Linked DNA regions of Mus musculus: region 2 is linked to region 1. A link is a loop called in an ENCODE intact Hi-C map of the cell type or tissue named here. Cell type or tissue: left cerebral cortex. All regions are shown on one strand. Each heading gives the region's core, and the rest is flanking DNA. Links, peaks and the distances in the headings are about the cores only. Region 1 has its middle 18 kb from the start of Ubac1. Region 2 overlaps Ccdc187 (coiled-coil domain containing 187).

The links. Hi-C counts contacts between places; a loop is a spot of excess contacts. Peaks named below come from ENCODE experiments on the same cell type or tissue, not always from the same donor. Only the 100,000 strongest peaks of a DNase experiment are listed, where the experiment ranks them.
Region 2: a loop joins it to region 1, with 2.1 times the contacts of the local background. A loop is called at or near these places in 16 of 42 quality-filtered maps.

What each region holds. Positions count from the first base shown.
Region 1 is chr2:26,038,379-26,041,286 of GRCm38, forward strand. No RefSeq gene overlaps it. Among named protein-coding and RNA genes, the nearest start is that of Ubac1, 18 kb to the left of the region's middle. In left cerebral cortex, for the core only: no CTCF peak of the experiment used is centred there; a DNase peak (open chromatin) is centred at 1,791.
Region 2 is chr2:26,272,591-26,275,498 of GRCm38, forward strand. Ccdc187 (coiled-coil domain containing 187) reads right to left here. Exons shown (of 10, transcript NM_177841.3): 9 at 2,872-2,908. Among named protein-coding and RNA genes, the nearest start is that of Ccdc187, 21 kb to the right of the region's middle. In left cerebral cortex, for the core only: a CTCF peak has its summit at 1,192 (motif pointing left); a DNase peak (open chromatin) is centred at 1,187.

The DNA.
Region 1 (2,908 bases), core at 297-2,796:
AGCTCTAAGTTCCAGGTGGGCAGGTTTTTTCCTTATCCATAGGGAATACATAGGATGCAGAAAGCGAACCCCTCTTTCCTGTTGGCAACAGTCAGCTAAAGTGGAATCGGTAGGAATGGGAAAGGGTGACCTCTGTAGCTAGCAGCCTCACCTCGGCTTGTTAATCAGAGGCAGATACTCTTCTCTTGCCACTTGGGGGTTGGGGGTGCAAATCCTGGAGACTGGCTGCACATTGCAGCTCCACCACCCCTCAGTACAGCTCCGCTTCTCGGAAGTGGTAGACAGGATCTGTTTCACTTCATGATGATGAAGGCAGTGAAGCAGGAGAGAGAAGAAGCCAAGGACCAAGACCTGGAGATAGGTGTATGCCCGTGTGTGTGCACATTCGTGTGAATGTGTGTGCAAGCAGGAACACAGCACTCTGGGGTCATCCACACTTGCTTTGCAGCATCTCTGAGCCCTGAAGTTGTCCAGTGGGGTCTACTAGACCATATATATGCTCGAGGTCAGGCCAGCCCTAGCTTCAGGCAGCTCCTGAGTACAGTAAGGGAGTCCCAGGGTTAAGTCTAAGCCACAACACATTTGGAAAGCTAAGACAGCAGTCCCAGAGGTGGGCACTCCATCCCGTCCCTCTGGCAGCCTCCTGTAGGTGAAGGTGGCAGTCTCCCTCAAGGATTCTAGCAGAGATGCCTGCAGGCTCCTGCCTCAGCAGGTGGACTTTTATTACTCAGAGACCAACAAATCATTCTGATGATAATGGGGATGAACAAGCACTTAATTATGAGGCCATGACACAGCAGGATTATTAATCTTAAGAGATGCAGCCCTGTCCAAAGGCCAGGCTTGCCGTTCCCTACCTTCAAGGGAGCCTGGGACCTGGCATTGGCCTCAGTGAAGCAGGCAAAAGAGGGCTGTCTGAGCTCAGAGATGAAGTGGGGGGTGCAGTGTACTGAAACTGGGGGGTCTCTGAGAGTGCCAGGACTGGAAAGGTGTTGGAGGCTCTAACATCGTTATCCCACAAAAGGAGGCCTGGCAATGTAGGTCTAGGCTGACAGAAAGCCAGTGGGACCTGAGTTCTGGGATCTTGAGAGGCAGCATGAAACAGAGCTGACTGAGGTGTGGCCCTAGCAACTCCTCTCATTCACAAGGATGAACTAGGGCCAACACTGGAGCAAACAGGAGCTCGGCATCTTCTCCCAATACTTTCCCCAGTGATGAGAGTCTACCACCCTCACACATGCCTAGAGCCAGGAAGTTTAGACTGAGGAGAGTCCAGGTGTATGGCTGCTCTTCTAGCCTGAGTGAATTCTGGTATCCAGCATCTTTAGGGTTAAAAAGGAGATGTCTCCATGCTGCTGAATGAACTTGTAACTGATCGGCCATCAGATTCATAAGAAGACCTGAGGATAGTCAGGTCTCCAGCCTCGGGTGATTCCCAGAGACAATTTAGAGGATGCCAGTTCCTGCCTGGACATGAGGTACTACATGGGTGACCCATACCCAAGTCTCAGTGGTACTGTATATCCCTAACTAGGGTCCTGAGGGATTTCAAGGTTACCATCTCCCCAGAGCTCCTGGATCACTCCTGAGGTGTCACTGAACCCTGGAATCCCCTGTTTCCTCCGGATCCAGGAGTACCCAGGGGCTGCAGCAAAGGTGGCTGGAGAGAAGCCGATGAGGACACTAAGGGATGACACCTTGGAATACTGCCAGCTCCTGGGGGAGGCCAGCTAACAGCCTGGTGCCAGGCCGGGCAGCTTGTGCGAACCGCCTGCGAAGCAAGCTGGCGGCTGGCGGCGCTTGGCAGGCAGCGTTGGGGGCTGTTTGCAGACTGCCGCCGACAGCTTCGCAGCTGAAATTGCCCTGGGTAAACAGAGGAGTGCATCGTGCCCACAGAAACTAGGAGGGGGCAGGGAACAGGAGATGTAGAGGGCTGTTTTAGGGTGACTGGAGCCTTTTGGGAGGCCCTTAGTATCTACTGGCCCTATCTGGATCTGACTTGGTCTCTGGGTCCTGGATCTAAGACTGGCACCCAGAAACCCAGCTTCCTGTCTCAAGGCTATGAACCAGGAAGGTTGATGGGGCTAAGGTGACCCTTTACCCTCCCTTCTGTGTTTTAGGGGGATTGCTCTCCTGACCATCACACTTTGTCTGGGCTCTCTTTGAGGAACCGCTGGCCTTATAACAGTGACCAGAGGAGACCCATTATCCTGTCCCCCTCAAGGAAGGGACCTGAGTGCTTTGGTTCCCATGTGTCTGGGCTGACATGTATGTACTTTCCTGGGTCTCACCCACTGAATCAGTGTTTCTGACACCCCATGCCCATGCACCCTAAGGCCCAGGGAGCCCATTTTAGGAGCTCTGCAGGAGATGAGGTAGAGAGAGGAGCATAGAACAGAAAAGGAGAGCCCTGAGGCAGGAGGCAATAGAGAGGAACTGGTGGAGGATTCTGTTAGGCAAACCACCCTCCTGGACAGCTCCTACCAGAGACCTAGTCCCACTCCCATCGGGGCTGTCTCAGCTCCAAAGATTGGGTCCCCTAATCTGGCTGCCTACAGGCTGCCCATAAATTAAACTACTTTCAGACAATAGGTAGAATCTTTGGACTCCTGGGGTTTTGGAAGCTGTGCTTCCAGCAGGGTATGGTACTGAAATGATAGTCATCAATGTCGCTGTTATGATTTTTCTGCGGTGTTGGGAATCAAACCCAAGCCTTCACACGTGCCAGGCAAGCGTTCCCTTTATTTAAATGCAGAGAACATGAAATGAAGGTTATGAGGATCACGCCTTGCACATGTGAGCCTTGGCCTGCACAACCTCTCCAAGCGGACCCTAGCTTTGGGCTCAGGCCATCCCATTCCATCCTTGTCCGTCTGATCTCAGCAATCCACGATGCTGCATTCAAGAG
Region 2 (2,908 bases), core at 96-2,595, 230 kb after region 1:
GGTGGGCACACAGCAGCTGCAGGGATTAGAAGGCTTTGAAGCACAGACAATGAATATAGACATGGGCTGGTGTAGGCGGTGAACACAGCCTCTGGTCACTCTACTTTCTCCCAGAGGCACCATCTGTCCCTGGTACATAGTGACCTGGACTCAACCTGAGTAACCAAATATGTCACTGGTGCCTTGTCCAGCAGCCCTCAGGGCCCACAGGTCTCTATCTCCAGCCTTCAAGTCAGGTACTGTGCAGGGCGAGGATGTGGTATGTCCATACCCGACCCCTGCCTGGAATAAAGCTCTTTCTGAGCATATGGGCATACATGAAGGCTGCAAGGCACGATAGGGATACAGACATAGAAGCAGATTCCAGAAAGCAGGAGAAATGGGGTGCAGTTAAATGTGAACAGAGGTGGGGTCAAGCCCCATGGACAGCTGGCTAGAATGGTGACAGGCTGGGCCCTCGTCCGTCACCAAGTGCCTGTATGTGAGGAGAAGATTCCACCCAGGCTCAGCATGAGTCCAGACCCTAGATGGTGCACCTCAGGAGAACAGAAGGAAAACCTGGAAAAATAAGAGTTGGCTTAGCTCCTCAGAAGTAAACTGGCAGGCCCGCCAAGCTGTGACTGGTCACTCGGTGAGACTAGCAAACCTCCTCCCTGCTCTCCCTGAGCCCCCGCCTTTCTGGGAAACAGGCTCTGTTTATCATTTCTGCCTCTTCTGGCCTCTCCTGGACTCTTGGGATAGTACTCTGTAGAGTCCTGTAGAGCTCTGTGGCCCACCAGGTATGCTCATCTGGGGCAGGAACACAGCAGAAAGATGGCACAGGTGTGTCCCAACCTGCAGCCCAAGATATATGCCCCAGGATGGCTAAGAATACATCCAACACAAAACCAATATATTCTGACACTTAGAAATCTCTGTTCATGTTAGCATGAACTATATAGATAATAAAATGGCCGAGAAATTCCAACAAGTTAGACACCCCTGGAGGGGGAGCCAGGTCACGACCCCTGTGTCAGGAATTTTGGGGCCATGGTCCTCTGACCTGGGTCTGGGACCTTGGGGTCACTTAGCCTGTCCATCTAAGAGCCTGGAATATCGAAATTAACCCTCCCAAAAATCTGGAACAGTCCATGTTGGAGTGGGATAACAGAACTAGCAGAGGGAAATCCCGACACAATGCTGCACCCTACTGGCCATCATGAATCAGTGACGACACGGGCCTCACCATCCAGGAAACACCAAGTCCAAGTCACCTTCTACAGTCAGGAAGTTCATTAGGGGTGGGTTCCCTTAGTGCAGGGGATGCACCTGGAAAGAAGTGCCCCAGCTCCAGGAGAAACAGGGGTAGGGGTTGTAGATGTCGCATCGCTTTCTGCTTTAAGTGGATGCACTGGAGAGGGGAGGAAACACGAGCTTGCTCGAGGTAACCAGACAGGACTGAGATGTGACATAGATTCCCCCCTCCATGGCTGGGCCAGCTGTGGAGAAGCAGCCTCCCTTTGGATTCTGCCATCTTAGTCACAGCCTGTTCTTCCTGCTCTGAGAATGTGGTATCTCTGGCTTACATAGCCTCTCCTCTTCTAAGGCAACTAACCAGATGCCAAGTAGAAGACAGCTCAAAAGCCGGGCAGTGGTGGCACATGCCTTTAACCCCAGCACTTGGGAGGCAGAGGCAGGTGGACCTCTGAGTTCAAGGCCAGCCTGGTCTACAGAGGAAGTTCCAGGACAGCCAGGACTACATAGAGAAACCCTGTCTCGAAACAAACAAACAAACAAACAAACAAACAAAAGACAGTTCGGGGCTGTGGCTAGCAGTGAGGCACAGTCCCTGTACATGGGGCCCACACTGAGGTCAGGGGTTATCCTGGTGAACTCTGTCAAGCACAGACACAGGGCCAGTTGGGCCTCTGTGGCAATGGCCTCCCAGTCCTCTCCAGAATGTGCCCTCTCAGTTCTGGCCACCATTCTGTTGGAGTTACCCACCTAGGATGCTTCAGTTTAAGGACAACAAAGGGAGAGAGACACAGAGCGGTCCCTCTGGTCAGAAGCACAAAGGATCACAGGAGGAGGCTGGGGGGAGGGGAGCAGTTGGGGACCACAGAATTTCTAATGTTGGAGGATGCCTTGGACAGGGCCTGAGTCAGACAGCAGCAGGCGGGGTGGGGGTGGGGTGGGGTGGGGGGGATGTTTTAGGAGACAGGAAATGTTCAGTCCTGGAGAGGACAGGAACCACAGCTGCAGATAGAGAAAACCTTTAGCTTTCTGGTGGGCAACTGCTGAGGTCATCTGCAAAGTTCCTACAGCACAAAAGACTCCTAGACCCTGCCCACCTGGGGATTCAGTGGGGGGGCCGCTAAAAGTTGGATGTGGTGGGGGCAGCACGGGCCTGTCTAAGAGTAGGTAGGAAACACGGTGAGATGTTGTGTGAGGGCACAATGAGGGTCATAAAAACTACAGAAGGGACATTACAAGCATGTATGGACTGCACCGGAAAAGACTAAAGTCAGGATTAGGGACCAAGGCCATAAGTCCTGTGAACTCGACATGGGACGGTGAACCCCGTGTCAAAGTCCTTAGATAACTCAGCCTGCTACCAACCAATGAGGAAAAGCTAAGGCAAACCGATTTCCTAAGGCCTATGGGCCACCACAAAAGAGTGTCTTCCTGCCTGATGAGGGGATCAGGTCAGAGGCAAACTAGATGTGTGAAATGGGCCACTGCCAGAGGCCGAAGAGCCTATGGCACGTCTAGGGGCTGTGTCCCTCTTCATCCGACCTGATGCACCCAGACTCCTGTCTGTGTCCTCTAGGCTAACACTAAGACCCTCCACAGAGGACGTGAGAGGCAGACCTAAAGGCAAACTGGACTCACCTCTTCATGCACGCACCGAGGGCCTGGAGGGTAGCCA